Linked DNA regions of Homo sapiens: all the other regions are linked to region 2. A link is a loop called in an ENCODE intact Hi-C map of the cell type or tissue named here. Cell type or tissue: dorsolateral prefrontal cortex. All regions are shown on one strand. Region 1 overlaps FAM107B (family with sequence similarity 107 member B). Region 2 has its middle 63 kb from the start of MIR1265. Region 3 overlaps FAM107B (family with sequence similarity 107 member B). Region 4 overlaps CDNF (cerebral dopamine neurotrophic factor).

Region 1 (5,000 bases), 47 kb after region 2:
TTCTTATTCCCTTACATTTAGAAAATCAGCATCTACTCTCATAGACTACTTGTAAGAAGACAAATTTCTGCTACTCTCTGAAGAATTTGTTGGCAATGTGTAGCAAAAGGCCTTACCGTGAAACACCCTTGAACGCAGTAATTCCACTTTTAGGAATTTACCCTAAAGACATCAACAGAGATGTAGACAAGTGTACACAGAATGATATTTATTCCGGCATGGTCTATGATAGCGGAAAAAATGGAAGCCATTTAAATATCTAATAATGGAATACAGTGCAGCTTAAAATCATCCATTATTAGAATAAATAATGAAAGGGAAAATATTCACAAGGCACTAAATAGGAGAAAAACATTAGGCTCCAAACAGTATGCCCTTTACTTTGGAAAACAAATGCCTACGTGTGTGTCTGTGTGTACAAATGCACAGCATGGTGATCCTCAAAGTGTCATCCCAGGGTCCGAGGCATCGGCACCATCATGGAATTAGTTAAATGCAAATATCGGAGATGCAGTGAGTCAGTCTCTGGGGGGTGGGCCCGGCAACCTGTGTTTTATCATGTTTGCTAAGTGTCACATAACCTTTGCAGTAGACATTAAATTTATTCCATCATACAGATAGGGAAATTAAGGCCCAGCGAGACTAGGTGACTTGCCTAAATCTACAAGGCTAATTAAATGGCAGCTAGCAGCATCATGCAGCTAGCTCCAGAGTCCATGCTCTGAGCCACTTTGCTACAGCACCTCTCTATTTTAACTCTCCTATTTGGACGTGTGCTCTTTCTGCTAAATTAATGGCAGGATGCATCCCCCTGTTGTCTGATCACCTTCATAGTGGTTTAGCGCTTCTGTTACAAAGCTATTGATCTGGGGGCTGGGGGTGTCCTGGGCTCTATCACTAACATCCCCATTAATATATCTCTTGATGAATACCTGGTTGACATCTTTGAAGGCTAAAAAAAGATATTTAGATCTAAGTGAACATTAAATACCAGCACACATAAGCAAAAACTTGAATGCCATCAGCAATGACATGCAGCAGATACTGACTAAACACACAAGGCACCTGTTGCCTGCTAGAGGGGAGAGGCCATGTGGCAATCCCATGCACAGCTTCCAAACCACCTGGCCACCATCTTTGAAATTATACAAGTTTTGATTGACTTCTTTTCCTTTTTTGGTTTTTGCATGATTTCAAAATTTGCATGTAACAGAATCCTTATTTATATTATGTTATAGTCACAAAATTAAAATTGGTAAAATAAAGTTATCACACTTAATTCCTAAATTGCAAGTTCCTGAATAAAGAGACCTCCCTTGGAATTTTTCTCCTATGTTATTTTCTGAGGAGAAAACACCTCGGTCATTCATCTCAGGAAACTACAAAGAGGATGGACTGAGAAGATGGTTGATTTCGGCCTAATCATTCCTGAGAGGAAGGAAAATACACAGACCACGAAAAGCTTCCTGCTGGGCTAGCTTTCAAAGCCCTCAAACATTCCTGTCTTCAAGAGCTGACTAATAATTCCGTAATATTTATGACCTGGCCCAACTGGCCAAACAAACTAATACTTTCAAAAGAAGAGACTATCTTCAAACAGACTTAATGACAGAAACTTTAGAAGGAACACAGAGACCAGGTGTTCAACTTCCTCATTATGACAGATGAGGAAACTGAGGCCCAGAGAGATGAAATGACTAAGTTAAGAGAGTGGCAAAGACATTCTGGACCACACAGTGGCAAAGCTCGGACTAGGACCAAGATTGGAGTCTGGTCCACTCTTCACTACCCAACACTGCCTCTCACTTCTGACTGCTTTGCAAATTTTCTAAATTGACTGTCCACATTTTCTACTGATCTGTGGGTGTTTTGGCACCGTGAGTAACACCACCATTAACATTACCTCTGGATCAGTAACTGGATGGCATCTTTGAAGACTAATATGTTTCAACTGTAAGTACACTTTAATAACAGCTCGACAGTTTTATCTGCTTCTATAGCTGATCACGTTTTAAGATAGTACAGTCGTCATGATGATTTTTAAAGCTTCTCAAGCTAGGCGAAAACTACCCATCTGCCTTTTTTAAAATTTGCATTATTACCATTGAGCAGCTACAATGTTTAAAAACCAGTGACTGCTCAGACACGGTTATTTAGACATCCTCTAAGTCCCTACTTCCCACTGCATCTTGCTCCATTAAAACCTATTCCTCAAGCATCAGCATTCAGAATGAAATTAAGTAAGTTGGTGAACAAATTAAATTCAACCCTACCGACCTTCAAAGTAAAGACCAGTCTAATTGACAACCTGACCCCCATATTCCCATCAGAACATAATGAATGCTCAAAAACGGACACAGATGGGCCCACATTACTACCACAAAAATAACCAGATGCCCCCTTTTCTCACCAACATGTATGATTGCAAATTCTTTACTGCATGGCCACTCTAACTCTACTTTAATCTCCTACCTCCTAGATAAAAGTTGTTGGATACCCAATCACTGAATTGTTTCTGCCTCCTGGCCACATCCAACCCAGATCTGGTCCCATTTCCCTAATTCCACCTTCAAATCACCCAGTCCAACAACAACCCCAAGTCTGCCTTTCCAAAATAGTCCCAGGGTTCTTCTGGGTACACTGGCCCCGGCAGAAGCAAGCTAAACGAAGCCAACTTCTGTATAACTACACGTTGTGTTCCTGGTGGGTTTTGGCTGATGAGATTCGACACTGTTGTCTGAAGTCACTAGTAACGTATGGCAGAGTAGAAAGAACCTTAAATAAAAGGTCCACAAACCTAAATCCTGACTTCACTTCTCTGGGTTTGTTTCCTTACTGGTAAAATGACAGCCAGTCATTCTATCATTTTGTAAGTTTTTCATCTCAAATCTCCGTATATTGGCCAAATTGTGGGTCAAACAGGTTTGTTTCTACAGAAGAATATGTTCTAACTTCCAACCACTCACTCACTACAGGTTGAGCATCCCTTATCCGAAACACCAGAAGTGTTTCAGATTTCAAAGCTTTTCCAATTTTAGCATATTTGGAATATTTCTGAGTATCTACACTCTGAAATGCTCCGGTGAGCATTTCCTTTAAGCAGCATGTCAGTGCTCAAAAAATTTTGAATTTTAGAGCATTTCAGATTTCAGATTTGGGATGTTCAGCCTGTATTTCACTTTTGAAATACTGAATTAGTTAAGGGTTTGTCTGGAAAACTTCATTTTTCACTCTTAAAAAGAAAAAAGAGACCTTAATGCCAGAAACAACGGTAACAATGATGTGTTTTTTCTGTAGGCTTAAAATGTTCCATAATTAAAAGAATTTAAGTTGGCTCTTATTTGATTTCTGCTTCCGCAATGAAAACTGAGCGTGAGGACAGGGACACATCTCTGTCTGGGTCTTTGGAGGATTGTCTGTCTCTAACCAAACCCTAGAGAACAGCTATTTCCATGGCCCCGGCCCTTTTAATTAAAGTCTGTTTTCCCACTTCCCTCTCTTCAGACCACCTGGTGGGCTTTCTGTGAACAACCAATACGCAGGCTTCGCAGGGAGGACACCAAAAACAAGAAAGGAGTAAAGCAACAGCTGTCAGCAAGACCAGGACCCACAGCGCTCGCTGGTTGAGTTAACCTGGTTGGCTGAACCAGTTACTATGTCTCCTACGGGGGAGCACAGGGTGGGCCTGAAGATCGAGAGGGGAGCAAGACGTGGTCCAGGAGCTCCCTGCCTGGAGGAGAAGAGAGCAGACGCGACAGACGCACCCGAGGGTCAACAACTGGGAACACGGACACCCTGGGGGTCCAGGGGGAGGCACAGGGAGGCCTCAGGGACCAGATGCTCTTCCGACTGCACCTCCTGCCAGCTCCAGGGGAGGTACTTGTGCCCTTGTACACAGGTCTGTGAGGGTGCGTGGGGCGTAGGTAACAGCACCTGGCTGCAAGTAGCTGGAAGCGCAGGGCTCCTCTGCAGTTCACACGAGAATGCTGGAGTTGGCCCAGGGCTGCTTCATCGCTTGGAGGTGGCAGGAGGAACCTGGGCTCTTCTCCTAGCCCTGCCTCAGCTGCCCCAGATACACATGGGAAGAAGGGAAGGCAGAGACAGCCCCTGAGGAGGGCTCTCTCCAGCTGCGAAGGCAGGCACTCCCAGAAGCCCCCGGGGGCCTTCCTCCATCGCCTCATTGGCCAGAACAGTGTCACATGACCACTCTAGCCGCAAAACGTGCCAGAAAAATGCAAATTGGCATCCAGCAGGGAAGAGGGGATGGCAACGGCTGTCAGGTGGACAATCAACCCTCCTCTACAAGTACACATGCACACGCACACACACGCACACACACACCGACTGAATGCTGAGTCCCCCCAAAATTCCTATGTTGAAGCCCTAACCCCCAAAGTGACAGTATTTGGAGGTGGGACCTTTGAAAGGTAATTAGGTTTAGATGAGGTCATGAGGCTGCAGCCCACATGATGGGATCAGTGTCCTTATAAGAAGAGGAAAAGAGACCAGAGCTCCTTCTTTCTCAATCTCTCTCCCTGTACTCTCCAGCCTCAATGCCATGTGAGGACACAATGAGAAGACGGCTGTCTGCAAGCCAGGAACCCAATCTGCTGGCACCTTGATCTAGGACTTCTAGCCTCCACAAGTGTGAGGAAACCAACATCTATTGTTTAAGCCACCCAGTCTGTGGCATCTGTTATGGCAGCCTAAAGAGACTAAGACACATACAAGAGTCAACTGCCTTCAAAGGCAGGCCATCCTCCTGACAAGGGGCTTGCGAGGCCCCTCAGTTAACTACTCTGGATCCCAGCTCCAAGCTGAAAGGGAAACAAGAGCAATCGGAGTTTCTTAGAAGTGCTGAGTACTCGCAGCATCTATAATAAAAGCTGCAATAAGCAATAAAGATGAGAGAAGTTTAGGCCTTTTGGCCTCAGCTTTTCCATTTATGTGAAGCCTCCCTTTTAAACTAAGGGGGCTTTGGCAAAAGTTTAAATGTAAAC
Region 2 (5,000 bases):
GAGAGCATTCAGAAAAATAGCTAATGCATGCTGGGCTTAATACCTAGGTGATGGATTGATAGGTGCAGCAAACCATCGTGGCATGTGTTTACCTATGTAGCTACACATCCTCCACATGTATCCCAGAATTTAAAATTAAATTGAATTTAAAATTAAATTATATTAAAAAGAAAAGGCAGAAGCAATTATTAGTTAGCAGAGAAAGTGGCCTAAAATCACAAAGAAGAAAACGCTTGTGCATAAATGAATACTTCATACTCTAAATCTGTTTACATTTTATGAAGAACTTTTCAAAGGATCTGCTGGCTCATGTTTCTCTGATGTTTTATAGTTTACAGAGCAGTTTCTCCTGTGCTGTTTCATTTACTACAATTCAGCAAACCTTTATTTAGTTGAGACGGCTGCAGCTGTTTACCAAGGCCCTTGCCATGTGTGCAGGGAGACAAACATGTATACAACCTCTATCGTGCCTGACAGGCATGACACTTTCGAATGAGGCTTCCAGCACTGGCAGTGGGAAAGCAGTTGCACCACGTGGGTGTCAGGAGCAGTCTCACGGGCAGGATGCTTGAGTCAGCTCATCTGCAATTGGTGAGATTTCACCAGGAGGCCATGAAAAGGCCGACCCACCAGATGCGAAGGGAGGGAAGGTGCTGCATTGCCCGGGAGGAAGCAGCATGGCAGTGTGGCCGAGTGGGTAAAGGCGCGGGCTCCATAGTCAGAGACCTGGGTTTCAGTTCCAGGCTGCTATTTTTTTTTTTTTTTTTTTTTTTGAGACGGAGTCTCGCTCTGTCGCCCAGGCTGGAGTGCAGTGGCGCGATCCCGGCTCACTGCAAGCTCCAAATTCCGGGCTGCTATGTACTAGTTGTGTGACCTTAGACATATTCCTTTACTTCTCTCTGCCTCAGTTTCCCTGTAGATAAATGGGGGAGGGGTAATAACACAACATCACTCTTAAGATGAATATGCAAATTGATCTATAAAGCACTGAGCAAAATACTTGGCACATGGTAAATGTTACCTGTTGTTGTATCAGAAAACCATAAGTAGCTTGAGGAAGCTGGCTGGCGTGATTGGTACCGTAGCTTCCATGACAGAGCAATTGAACCTTATGGTATTGACAAGGAAGAAAGTTTCTCTGCAAGTTGGTAAGAGGCTCAGATTTGTGTTTTAGGAAAGAACTGGCCTATTATGAAAGGAGAGCGATTGGAAGCAAGGAATGGAGGAGGTGGGACTTCTATTAGTCACTGTGAGAAATGGCTTCATGCTTTGTCCATTGTGTGTGTGTGTTCATGCAAGTGCACGGGTGTGTGTGAGTGTGTGATTTCTATTTTCCCCATAGAATGTCATCTCCCCCATGGCAGGAGCCCTGGCTTCCTTACACTCCCAGGGCTCCTGCGCCTGGTACCCATGTGCTGGATGAATGAATGTGTGAAACTGCAATTCTCGCAATACTTGACCGTGGGCAGGAGCGGGACGGCGAGTAGGTTTTACAGATGAGGAAAACCACACCAGGAGTCTCCATGACTTCCTCACTGCCCTCACAGTAAGAGGCAGCACTGGGCCTAGAAAAGGGGACTTTTTACTCTTTGTGCCTGAACCTATCATATCAAACTGAGAGGTGTAATCATAATGCTTACTGCTCATGATTTGAACTAGTTCACCTCAGACCAAGAACAGAATATTAGAACTCAATAAATTAATAAACAAATTATAATTATTGTTTTTATAGCGATGGAATGGAGTCTCACTATGTTGCCCAGACTGGTCTCAAATTCCTGGGCTCAAGCCATCCTCCCACCTCAGCCTCCCAAAGTGCTTGAATTATAGGTGTGAGCCAACACGCTTAGCTAACTTTTTAAATTTTTTGTAGAGATGGGAAGGGAGTGGGGGGGGTCTTGCTATGTTCTCCAGGCTGGTCTCGAACTTCTGGCCTCAAGCAACCCTCCCGCCTTAGCCTCCCAAAGTGCTGGGATTACAGGCATGAGCCACTGTGCCCAGCCTATGAATTGCGATTCTAATTTTAAAAACTAAGACGTTCTGCTGGTGCACACTAGATGGCAGCAACGCGCATCATTTTAAGGACGGTGAAAGTAGCGGCCGCATCCCTTGGTAGGGTCTGTATAGCCCTGGCCCTCGGCTAGGGCTGGGTTTTATTATTTCATGTAAGCTTCCCAACCTCTCAGTATTGCAGATACTTAGCAGAAAGGATTAAGTCCCGAGTTGCCGAAGCCTAACGTCACCAACCTTGCTATTGCCAAGAGCAGGCATGGAAAGGTTTTCCTTCCTCTCTGGAGGCCAGCAATTGACTATCTTGCCCAGTCATAAAAGAAGACACTTAGGAGAAGCCTTGATTCCTAGAAACGGCTGAATTAGGCGTTCTTGCTGCAGGGACAAAGGCTTCCTCCGGGCCTTAGAACGGGCCGAGAAAACCTACCATCTGCCTTCCTCGCCGGGAAGGCACCTTGACTTTGGCTGGGCTGGGCCAGCCCTGGACACACTGATGACAAGCGACGCCTGCCAGTGCCCAGCTCCCTCTTTCCAGGCCCTGTCATTTAATGGCAAATATTTATTGAGGGCCTACTATGCGCCAGGCCTTATGTCCCAGCCTCCAACCCCACATGCTTCACCCCCACACTGTCTGTCACTGACCATCCTCCTGTCCCAGGCTCCTCATGGCTCCTGACTGGCTTCCCCACCGCCTGGTCCCACTTCTCCGTTGCCAAGCCAAAAGGGGTTGTCCCAGCTGTACCCAATGCTTGAGGATGTATTAAGGTATCTCTGCCAGGTAGAAAAGGGTAAATGCGTTGTCTTTCCCCAGACAACAGCATGTTGAAATTTTACCGCTACACAGTGGTTGGGACTTTAAAGGTTAATGCAGGGCTGGGCGCAGTGGCTTATGCCTGTAATCCCAGCACTTTGGGAGGCCCAGGGGGGTGGATCACCTGAGGTCAGAAGTTTGAGACCAGCCTGGCCAATAAGGTGAAACCCCGTATCTACTAAAAATACAAAAATTAGCCAGGCATGGTGGCATGGTGGCACATGCCTGTAATCCCAGCTACTTGGGAGGCTGAGGCAGGAGAATCGCTTGAACCTGGGAGGCAGAGGTTGCAGTGAGCTGAGATCGTGCCATTGCACTCCAGCCTGGGCAACAAGAGTGAAACTCCGTCTCAAAAAAAAAAAAAGGTTAACACGGTAGGATTTTAGAAGAGGCATTTGAGGGCAGCTGGACGTTATGGCTTCAAATCATACCACGTGGTGAGGGGTTGTATCTAGGATGGCCCTGGCCCTGCACGTTGGGTGTGTGAGCAACACTGCAGCCACTCTGCCCCACCCCAGAGCCTGTGACTGAGCCTGGACTTCCTGAACTTCATAAATAAGTGTAGATAACAAATATAAACAAAAGAACAGCAATCATCATCATCACTAATGTTTACTAAGCACTTTACATGAATCTCCTCTAACACTTTTTTTTTTCAACAGGACATCTCCCTCTGACACCCAGGCTGGAGTGCAGTGGTGCAATCGTGGCTCACTGCAGCCTCAACTTCCTGGACTCAAGCAATCCTCCCACCTCATCCTCTCAAGTGGCTGGGACTACAGGCCGGTGCCACCACATCTGGCTAAATTTTTTTTATTTTTTGTAGAGACAGGGTCTCACTATGTTGCCCAGGCTGGTCTGGAACTCCTGGCCTCAAGTGATCCTCTCATCTCGGCCTCCCAAAGTGCTGAGATTGCAGGCATAAGCCACTATACCTACCCTACTCCTTTAACTCTTACAACGGCTCAATGAGGCAAACAAAATCATTATGCCCATTTTATTTTACTTTTTATTTTTTGAGATGGAGTCTTGCCCTGTTGTCCAGGCTGGAGTTAAATGGTGCAATCTCGGCTCACTACAACCTCTGCCCCCTGGGTTCAAGTGATTCTTGTGTCTCAGCCTCCTGAATAGCTGGGATTACAGGCGCGTAACATTATGCCTGGCTACTTGTTGTATTTTTAGTAGAGACGGGGTTTCGCCCTGTTGGCCAGGCTGGCTTCGAACTCCTGACCTCAAGTGATCCACCTGCCTCGGCCTCCCAAAGTACTGGGATTACAGATGTGAGCAACCATGCCTGGTCAGTTACGCCCATTTTACAGATGAGAAAACTGGGGCCAAAGCATTTATTTTCCCAGAATCACAAAGCTAGAAAGCGATGGGACTATGATTCAAATCCAAGTTCTCTGATTCCAGAGCCTGTGCTCCTTATTCTATTGCCCACTCAATTTTTCCCCCAAAATCCAAGCCAACATCCAATGTGAATTCCATCTGACCTTGGTTATGGAAAGCAGCCCCCTCCCCGACACCCCCCCCACCCCTGCTCCCACACACACAGCCATTCTATTGAAGGAGACTAGCCCCAGATGCCCCCTGGCTTCTTGCTGTCAGTAGTGAGAATTAGTCCAACAGTTGGAGAAAAGAAGCCACCGATAACTGAGAGTTGGCTATTGCCTTCGTTCTCTGCATTTTGCTCTTGTAAAAAGCAATGTGTGTGTGTGGAGCCTCTAAGTATGTCCATATGGTGACATAGACAAGACCGCGGTACTTGCTTGTGACAACTGGATCTGACCTTCCCTGGAACTCTTAGGAAAATGTAAATTGCTCTTTCGTGGCCCCAACAGCACATTTTGTACCCACTTTGGTCAAGGTCACTATACAAGGAGGATCCTGGCATGCTGGGAACACTTGCTTACCTTGGGGCCTCCCAAGAATCAGCCCATGGATGGAGACTCTGCCCTACTCACTTTTTATTCTCATGCCGACTAGCACAAGGCAGGTACTCGATGTGTGTCAGTTGACACAAAATAAAGTGAGCATGTCCTAGGGAGGTGAGACAATGGGAAAAGGTGGGTCTCCTCTTGACTCTCATCACCCTTGCTGCCTGGGGTTCCTGTTCCTCCACCTCACTTCCCTGGGGCCTCCCAGTCTGTCTTGCCTCATTGTTCTGTCCCAGGGAGAG
Region 3 (5,000 bases), 57 kb after region 2:
AGGGGGCTCAGGTAGCTTTCTGAGCCCGTTTTTCCTTGTCTTCACCTCCCAGGCTTGCTGCAAGGTTTGCCGCCTCTGGCCCATCCTAAGAGGCTCACTGCCACACATATGTCATATATAATTAATGTATAGTAGATATGGACTCACCTGATCACAGGCATCTCAGATAAGCTGGCCTCGCCTGTTCAGAGAGTTAGAAATGGGCTTTTTCTTTATCTCCTTTTCCTCTACCCTCCCACTGCCTTACTCCACAAACACACCTCCCCCACGAATACTTCCCACCTACCTTATGGCACTGCAGTTCACAGCACTGCAGGCATGAGAAACATGACACCCATCATGAGTAGGTTTACTAAAGGAAGGGAGGTGAGTGCTAGCATTGCTCAGACAGGGCAAAGGTGCCAGGTAATTCAAAGCCAAGACAATGACAGTCAGAGAGTCATAAGGGCCGGAACTCAGACTGGGCAGGAGGAATGAGCTGGGAGAACCATTAGATTAAACTTATTTACCCAACAAGGTCTTTGCCACCCAACAGAAGGGAGGCAGGAGAGGGATGAAGGCTGGTACTGCTGGTGTGAAATGGACTGGACCAGTTGAGACTTGGGGATCTGGTACAAATGAGAGGGGCAGGGTCTCAAACATGCCAGGAGTTCTGCTTAAGGCAATAAATAATCTCACAATGGAGTGTAGCGTTGCATAAACATTGGTTTTGGAAACAGGAAGTACCAGCACCAAGCAGCTAATAAGTTTCAACAGAACATTTCAAAACAGGGTTACACTGTCCCTTTCTTTCCTGTGTAAGGTAGATGACAAATGCTATCCCCTCCAATCCTCTACCAAAAAAGTGGGTGAGCAGAAGCAGCGATGGGTGGTCAATGAAGTTCACAGAAGTATATCAACCAAAAGCTCATTTAATCAAGTGGATGAAAAATATGTCAATAATACACCATCATCTGATGACTGATTCAGGCATTTTTTAAAGCAAATATAGAACAATTGTGAGTATGCAAGCTCCTATGGTCTAACAAGTTACCTGTCAATGTCAGACCGAAATTATTAGTTGTCATAGCAGCAGTACACAACACTGCCTGCTCAGATTAGTCATAAGCAGTTGAGCTCTTTGTTTTACATTATAAATATACAACTAATTATTATAAAAACTATCTTCCAAGTATTAAGAAATCACTACTTTCTCAAACCAGAGGGATTTATAACCAAAGTCATAATCTTGACTTGGAGAAAAGCACCCATAAAGCCTAAATGACATAAATTGAATTTATAAATGTTCAGGAAACAGGACATTGTTATTATAAAGTTGTTTAATAATTTGAAGTCATACGATGTTTTTTTACCTCAAGGAAAAACATTGATTATAAAACTGACTACTGGATTAAATAATATTATCTAACAAAAGCAGACTTACAAAGACATCTATTATTTTAATTAAGTAGTGATGACATTATGAACTTGGAATCATACTCCCACTGACATAATTTAATGCCTGATTATAAAACAAACTATTCTAAACATTTTACTTCTGTCTTTAATCTAGTTTTATTTTGCTCACTCTCATTTTTTTAAATAAGTTGTTCCCACGCCATTAGCAAGAAATAAATTTTGTTTTCTCTTAAAATGTTCACTTCTGAGATAAAGATTTGATTCAGTGACTTGGAAAAATTGGGCATTATTTGTTTCCTCACTGCATCTGCTGCAGAACCATTTTCTCCACAATTAAACATCATGGCTTTATCAAAGAACACAGGTCTAAACGTCAGAAACGCCAGGCCCAGTCCTTGCTCTGCCACCCAGGAGGCTCTGTGCCTTCAGAAGGCAAGTTTACCCCTCAGCATCAAAGTATTCTCACCTGAGCCCTGGCCTAGGCAATCAGAGGTCCTCACTAATCAGGACAGGCCAGTGCTAAACTTGCAGACATCTTTAACACACACACACACACACACACACACACACACTGGGCAGTGCAATCAGGCCACACGTGACAGGCCTTTCAAATCCACACACCCCACCCCCAAAAGGGGAAACAGGAGAAATCTGATTTTACCTGGCTGCAAGTGCAATGCAGAATAACAACGTGAGCCCTAGGACACCTCTGATCCATAGGAATCCACATTAAAGCTGCACTGCTGCCTGGGGCCCTCAGGACTGGCAGGTGACGAAGCAGAGAGAGAAGACAGACCAAGCACATTCCCTTCTCAATACTCGATATACAAAAACAGCACTATTTGACTAACAATGACTAGCTTAAAGTGACTTTCCAGAGCCCTCGTCCTTCCTGTCATCAGAACCGACTGACTGGAAGGCCAGTAATTTGATATCGGAAATTTACAATTGATAAAGTCATCAATGGTGACTCCTCCCAAATGCACAGAAGATCTAGAAATGCTGACCTCAGAGTTTCTGGACTGTTCAGGGCTTGACCAGGATTCTCTGGCTGAAAAAGGAAATACACCAGTCAGCACTCAGCATGCCAGAGAGCAGCCCAGGCCACAATATTCATATTTGTCAAGCCCCGACCTAACGAGAGCTCAGCTCTGGACAAAACAAAGCCGTGCGCAACGTTTAGACTTGACTGACACCTACTGTGTGCTCCGTGCTACTGCCCCTCACTTGAGATCTCCCTGGTCCATCTAGGCCACAAGCCACACCTGGCTTCACAAGGCATCCTGCCATGGAACAGCAGGCAAAGATTTAGAAGGCCACCTCAGCAAGTGCCACTTCTCAAAGATACCCAGATAGTTTTGTGGCTAAAACAAATATAGCACCCAGGTTTTCGTTATTGAATAGAAAAAGTTCAAAGCAGGAAACGTGCACTAAGAATGGACTTTCCCCCCATGGGATTGTCAGGGCCTCTCAATAGCTTCTCCAATGCCCTGGCAGCGGCCCTCACTCCCCACCTGATCTGACCTGGGCCTGCTTCTCATGCCTCATGCCAGTCTCTCCGCCACCTTGCTCCCTGCGCCTTAGCCACACAGGCCTGCCTTCATTCCTGGAACACACCAAACTCTTTCTGGGCTGCATGTCTTGGTGCACATGATGTCCCCACCTGGAGCGCATGACCCTCCCAAGCCAGCCCCCTTCCCACACTTCTCCTGACCCCTGGCTCTTCCTCACCTTCTCAGTCTGTATTTCAACATCACCTTCTCGGATCAACAATCCAACACGGGTCCCTCCGTGGTCAGTCTCTGTCCTAAGCTTGTTTCCCAACTCTCACCATCTGTAATTGTTTAATTTATTGCCAGCCCCATGTGTGTTTTTTATCTTCTCCCCTCTAGATATTTAGCTACCTAGGGGCCAGGGCCATTTCTGGTTTGTACCTCGCTGGATCTTCAAGGCTAGGAATTCTAAATGTTCAATTATCATCTGTTAAAGTGATGAAATACCTCAATAAATTGTGCATGGAGAAAAGATGCAGTCTATAAACATTTTTATTTGTACTAAACTGGTCACAGTGCGAAAACAGCTGTTCACTGGTATTGGGCATAATTATTAATTTCTAGCCTCTATTTCTCCCTACTAAGTACCCAACCAGGTTGGGTCTGTGCTCTACTGTAATGTCTTGATTAAAATGGGATTCTTTGTCATTTAACTGTTTAAAACTGGTAATAGAAATTATATCAATGATGATGGTTTGGTTCCCAGGTAATCCACAAAAATATGACTGCTACTACTGGTTAACATTCGAAGTGCTTACTGCATCCCAGGCACTGCTTTAAACACTCTCATATTTCATCTCAACCTTCACAACAGTTCTGCGAGGGAGGTATTATTATCCTTATTGACGGAGGAGTAGCTGAGGCCCAGGGGGATTAGCAGCCTGCCCATGGTGATGCCATTGGAGGGGCCTAGCCGGGGCCTAGCCAGGACCCAGCCAGGTCCCAGCCAGGTCTACCTGATGCCAGAGTGCCAGCTCTTACTCGATAGTTCATCCCTTGCTAATGGAGCCCACAGGCTAGGAGGCAGGAGAGATGAGGTAAAGCTGTCTCTTCCTGATTTGGAGTCAGGCAAACTACTGTTTAAAATGTTTTTAGAAAAAGATCGAATTCGTCTTTTGAGCTCCTCCCCGTGAGTCCAGGTAATTCCTTAATTCCTCAAGCTTGCCCTCCCTGTTCCTCAGTTTCCTCCTGCTTCCCTGGACTACTCCATTAAATGCACCGCCAGACTTGGGCATTCATGACACAACCCATCATCACCTGCCTCCCCACCAGTGTGTGTGTGCACACACTCACGTGCACGTGCTCACATTCACACACATGTGCATGCGCACACTCACATACGTGCACGCGCACAGTCACACATACGTGCACGCACACACACACATACACGCACACACGCACACACACTCTTTCAAAAGCTCCAATTTGCTCCCTCTAGCTTTCAGAAGACTCAGGGTAAACAAGATACCTAATTAAATTATTTCACCCTGAGGTGTAAAATAATTCCTTGACCTTCCTATAGATGCTAAAATGCATAACTTTTAAAAGGTAACTTATTCACAAAGCACCGTTTGAATTATTATACAGCCAAAAGAATGACCAAAATTGGATGGCAATTTCCAGAAGCATCCAGAAAGAGAGTTGTGTGGAGAAGCCATCTGGCTACTGCTCACCTGATCTTGATTTTTTTTTTTAACTGTATTCCTTCTCCATTTCTGAACTCAGCGTCTAAGGTGATCCTGACTGTGCCTCTGGTGAACGCAGGAAGGACTGGAAAACTGGGGTTGGGTGGGGAGTTGAGCAGGGGCCTTGCTAAGTGTGTGGAGCTGGAGACCACCTATAGTTTCTGGCTGGATTTTATAAAACACAACACCTTAATATGTTCTGCCAGGTGTAGTGAAAATGTGCCTGATGAACTTGAATTCTTACTTGCTTCCAAAAGCTCTATATGAAGGGGAGCCCAAATTAGGAGATGAAAACGCAGGAGAAAAAAAAACTAATAATAAATTTCAACTGCTGAGTTGTGTGGGTCCAACAAAGAGTAACAGA
Region 4 (5,000 bases), 320 kb after region 2:
CTGTTGGAAGGTGATTGGATCATGGGGGTGGACTTCACCCTAGCTTTTCTCATGATAGTGAGTGAGTTCATGAGGGATCTGGTTGTTTCAAAGTGTAGCACCTCCCCCTTTGCGCTCTTCCTCTTGCTGCAGTCACGTAAGACATGCCTCTTCCTCTTTGCCTTCTGCCATGATTCTAAGTTTCCTGAGGCCTCCCCAGCCATGCTTCCTGTACAGCCTGTGGAGCTGTGAGCCAATTAAACCTCTTTTCTTTATAAATTACCCAGTCTTAGATAGTTCTTTTTCTTTTTTTTTTTTGAGACGGAGTCTCGCTTAGCCACCCAGGCTGGAGTGCAGTGGCATGATCTCTGCTCACTGCAACCACCATCTCCCTGGTTCAAGCGATTCTCCTGTCTCAGCCTCCCAAGTAGCTGGGATTACAGGCACCCACCATCATGCCCGGCTAATTTTTGTATTTTAGTAGAGACAGGGTTTCGCCATGTTGGCAAAGCTGATCTTGAACTTCTCACCTCAGCTGATCCGCCTGCCACGGCCTCCCAAAGTGCTGGAATTACAGGCGTGAGCCACCGCGCCTGGCCAATAGTTCTTTACAGCAATGCGGGAACAGACTAATACAAATAGCATTTTCATTGTATTAAGTATTATAAGTAATCTAGAGATGATTTAGAGTATACAGGAGGGAAGATGCACATGGGTTATATGCAAACACTTAAGCATCAGGATTTTAGTGTCTGAGTATGGTCCCAGAACCCCTCCTGCACAGGTACTGAAGGACAACAGTGTATACAAAGTTATTGGGATAATTTGTGTTTTTAATTTGACTTTCTTTCCAAGAGATTATACTTGCTTCAAAACTAAGGGCCTATGTAGTGCCACAATGTTTACTACCATTTGGAGCATTCTCAAGATCAGTATTCCTAAAACAAATAGCACTGTATCCAAATTGCTGCTGTTAAGGTAACAAGAAGGAAACTCATATATAAAAGGCAATCGGTTCCTTTGGGATGGCCTTGGTTTGCGGCCAACTTGAAACCCATAGATTGTAATTAACCAGCAAAAAGTTATGGTTCACTTTTTCTAGGAAGATGTATCTTCGGCAAAGCAAATGAGCACATACACATGACAAAGCACTATTGGGTTTTAAATAAAAATGTAAAGAAATGCAAACACGTGAATAAAATTAGGAATATTCTCGCTGAACCTTAATTGTTTGGGATCTCTGTTTTGAAACTCACCTGATGCCCAGCCCCTACTGGGATTAGGTTGCTAAATTATCACAGCAGGTACAGCCCTTTGTGTTATTCCCACTTCTCCAATGCTAGGGCTTTGGTGCCAGCCAACCTGGCTTCTAAAATTCTTGCCAATGATACTTGTCACCAACATCTAACCTCCTCTAGCAAGACTACTATTTCGCTGTTTATAGATTATGTGCAGAAAATATCAAGAACTCAGCTACTTCTCAATTGCTGAAAAGATTGAAAAAAAGCCCAAAATACAAAAAATAATAAGCTCATCTGTAATATACCAATAATTATAATTTTCCTATCAGAAAGAGGTACTTTTCCTCTTTCAAAAGAAAGTCTAGAGGGGCATGGGGGCACACACCTGTAATCCCAGCATCTCAGGAGGCTGAGGCAGGAGAATCTCTTGAACCCAGGAGGCTGAGGTTGCAGTAAGCAGAGATCATGCCACTGCACTCCAGCATGGGCAACAGAGTGAGACTGTCAAAAAAAAAAAAAGTGTCTTTTGCCCCTCCCCGCTTGTCCGGTGTTCACTTTGATAATGAATACAACATTTAAGTTTATTTATTAAACAACTAGTGGCAGCCTAGAATTTTTACAGCTTGACTTCTCTTGAAAGTTCTTTCTCTTTTTTACCTCTGAGTAGTAGAACACAACATTTAAAAACATTAAAAACCTAATATTTGTCAAATTATTTGTCAAAACCTTCCGGTAACTCTGTTCTAATTTAAAAGCTGGATGTTAAAAGACTTTTGTATTTAGAGGGTCAGCTATACACTGTGCTCCAGAAAACCCTTAAATTTTTATAGTGATTCCCTATCCTTTTTAAACACAAAGCAAGCAAATGAAAACATTCTTTCAGGTCAAAAACCAAATGGCACCTTCCTAATTGAAAACATACTCCAACTCCACACTTATCTTGCTTGTTAATTTCATGGCTGATCTGACAGAATACTTTTTAAAGTAGAAACTTGCATAGCCCAAATTATTAATCTCCCACAGCACAAAGGTCCCTGTTTAATCTTATCTTTCCTGCTAACAATAGCTGGGGAGGATAATTAAGAACTATTAGTCTATTCAAGATAAGAGGCTGAAGGAGAAAAATACATTTTTTTGTAAATGTCAGTAGTTTCTTTGAGTTTTTCTAGAGAACTTGGTATCTGGCATTAATTTTAAAAAGAGGAAAACCTCTGTGATGCCCCAAAACTCCAAAGTAAAGGTCCACACAAAGATTAAAACTAGTTCATAGCTCCCCAAGGGCCTCTAGTGGCCAGCATCGCCAAAACATTAGGTAGTCATTTCGTCTCAATAATATCTGATTTTTCTATTGTTTAAGGAGCCCTGTAAGATCCCTAGGATATAGGAGAAGGTATTCACAACAAATTTGTTGAATTTAAAAAATCAAAAGAGGTTTGTGATATTGGCTTTTATTTATTTTTATTTTATCTATTTATTTTTCAGATGGGGTTTCACTCTGCCACTCAGGCTGGAGTACAGTGAAAAAAATCACAGCTCACCAGAGCCTTGACCTCCCAGGCTCAGGTGATCCTCCCACCTCAGTCTCCTGAGTAGTTAGGACTATAGGCGCTCAACACCACACCTGGCTAATTTTTGTATTTTTGTAGAGACAGGGTTTCACCATGTTGCCCAGGTTGGTCTTGAACTCCTGGGCTCAAATGATCCTCCTTTCTTGGCCTCCCAAAGTGCTGAGGTTACAAGTGTGAGCTGCCGCGCCCGGCCAAGTTTGTGAATATTGTTTATATGGACTCAGTGATTTCTGCCCCTATTTCATGGCTTGGAAGCCAATAAAAAAGGGATGCCTACTCTAATAACTACCCTGGAAGTTAGGGCTTGTGCTTTGCAAGTTAAGAAATAGGTTGTCTGTGGTAACTTTCAACCTTAAACCTACTTAAAGCTAGCTATGTGGCTATGGTGCATAGGACTATTACACGGCTGTGTTGGAAAATAAGACTAAAATAACTTAGAGGTGGATGCTAATTACTTAGGTAGTTGACAGTACTACACTGGGTATGTAATGCATGCAAAACAATGACTTAAGCAAAAGGAATGAGTGGGATTTCAGGTGTCAAGGATAGGCTGAGGAAGGAATTCCACATCCTTTTATGATACCCACTCAATCTACCCAAATGTCTAGCCCAGATACAAATCATGATAAAAGATCTATCCATGTGAAATGTATGGGGCCAAGGATAACATTTTAAAATAGGACATCTCCTGGCCGGGCATGGTGGCTTACGCCTGTCATCCTAGCACTTTGAGAGGACAAGGCAGGTGGATCACCTGAGGTCAGGAGTTCAAGACCAGCCTGGCCAACATGGTGAAACCTCGTCTCTAATAAAAATACAAAAATTAGCCAGGCGTGGTGGTGCATGCCTGTAATCCCAGCTACTCGGGAGGCTCCGGCAGGAGAATCGCTTGAACCCACGAGGCAGAGATTGCAGTGAGCCAAGATCGCACCACTGCACTCCAGCCTGGGTGATAGAGCGAGACTTCCCCTCAAAAAAAAAAAAAAAAAAAAAAGGACATCTCCTTCCTTTTCTTGCTGTTTGTTTTGGGCACCCTCTGATAAGCTATTTTACCAGGAAAAACCTGACTTGATGTGAATAACCAATTTCCCAAAATTTAAAGCTGGCAGAATGGTAGCTCTGCCTAGGAAGGAAGTCATAGTCATCTTTACATCTTCAAAGTCCTTGTATCATCTTTGAATAGGTACTAGTTTTGTTTTAATAGATTACCAAGATCCAAATCACCAGGAGTAGCTGCTCTCTCTATATGTTGAGATTTTCCTTGACATACGTATCTGGCTTTGCCTTGGTGTGTTAGGAGTCTAAACTCTGTGATTTCAGTGGCAATTTTTTTTTTTTAAGACAGAGTCTTGCTCTATCACCCAGGCTGGAGTGCAGTGGCGGGATCTGGGCTCATTGCAACCTCTGCCTCCCGGGTTCAAGCGATTCTCCTGCCTCAGCCTCCCGAGTAGGTGGGACTATAGCTGCCCGCCACCACACCCGGCTAATTTTTTTGTATTTTTTTAGTAGAGACAGGGTTTACCATATTGGCCAGGCTGGTACTTGAACTCCTGACCTTGCGATCCGCCCGTCTCGGCCTCCCAAAGTGCTGGGATGAAAGGCCTGAGCCACCGCGCCAGGCCTCATTGGCAATTTTAACCTAATGCTGATTATGCCTGTACTATTTATTTGTCTTCCCTCAACGAAACTCAAATGCCCATAGGTACCATTCATCAGCCAAGCAACTTATTGATGAGTGGTGAATTTCTTTCCTTTTAACACTGAATTTTTAGAAGACATGGCCCCAACTTTAGAGGTTTGGGAATCCATTGGACCTACTGGGAAAAACACGGGGCTGTGTTATACCATATTTCAGCTCACAGATCTGGCTATCCAACTTCTTCAGCTTCTCACAAATCTTCATTGCAGGCATATGCACACTCATTGGGCGAGTGACTTCACTTAGGATCTTTGTGGCTGCGTCTTTTGTGGCTCCTAGATAATAGCACTGAAGGAAAATGAAGAGAATTGAGTGTTCCAGACAATGAAGACATTCAGTATCATTCCAGTAATGAAGGAATACAGTATCAAGAAGAAAGAGGTAGGCTGGACATGGTGGCTCACGCCTGTAATCCCAGCACTTTGGGAGGTTGAGGAGGGCAGATCATTTGAGGTCAGGAGTTCTAGACCAGCCTGGTCAACATGGTGAAACCCCATCTCTACTAAAACTACA

The links. Hi-C counts contacts between places; a loop is a spot of excess contacts. Peaks named below come from ENCODE experiments on the same cell type or tissue, not always from the same donor. Only the 100,000 strongest peaks of a DNase experiment are listed, where the experiment ranks them.
Region 1: it touches region 2 in a loop (2.5-fold over the local background); 26 of 110 quality-filtered maps call a loop at or near these places.
Region 3: a loop joins it to region 2, with 3 times the contacts of the local background. A loop is called at or near these places in 24 of 110 quality-filtered maps.
Region 4: a loop joins it to region 2, with 7 times the contacts of the local background. A loop is called at or near these places in 79 of 110 quality-filtered maps.

The regions. Positions count from the first base shown.
Region 1 is chr10:14,544,507-14,549,506 of GRCh38, forward strand. All of the region lies in intron 2 of FAM107B (family with sequence similarity 107 member B), which reads right to left. Among named protein-coding and RNA genes, the nearest start is that of MIR1265, 110 kb to the left of the region's middle. In dorsolateral prefrontal cortex, no CTCF peak of the experiment used is centred here; no DNase peak of the experiment used is centred here; H3K4me3 peaks cover 399 bases; H3K27ac peaks cover 3,425 bases.
Region 2 is chr10:14,497,048-14,502,047 of GRCh38, forward strand. No RefSeq gene overlaps it. Among named protein-coding and RNA genes, the nearest start is that of MIR1265, 63 kb to the left of the region's middle. In dorsolateral prefrontal cortex, CTCF peaks have their summits at 2,063 (motif pointing right) and 2,267; DNase peaks (open chromatin) are centred at 557 and 2,074; H3K4me3 peaks cover 497 bases; H3K27ac peaks cover 1,424 bases.
Region 3 is chr10:14,553,957-14,558,956 of GRCh38, forward strand. All of the region lies in intron 2 of FAM107B (family with sequence similarity 107 member B), which reads right to left. Among named protein-coding and RNA genes, the nearest start is that of MIR1265, 120 kb to the left of the region's middle. RefSeq lists enhancers at 1,435-2,154, 2,389-2,448, 4,804-5,000 and a silencer at 4,874-5,000. In dorsolateral prefrontal cortex, a CTCF peak has its summit at 2,610; a DNase peak (open chromatin) is centred at 2,580; H3K4me3 peaks cover 2,391 bases; H3K27ac peaks cover 5,000 bases.
Region 4 is chr10:14,820,846-14,825,845 of GRCh38, forward strand. It overlaps CDNF (cerebral dopamine neurotrophic factor), which reads right to left. Exons shown (of 4, transcript NM_001029954.3): 3 at 4,634-4,775. Among named protein-coding and RNA genes, the nearest start is that of CDNF, 15 kb to the right of the region's middle. In dorsolateral prefrontal cortex, CTCF peaks have their summits at 2,483 and 2,685; a DNase peak (open chromatin) is centred at 2,506.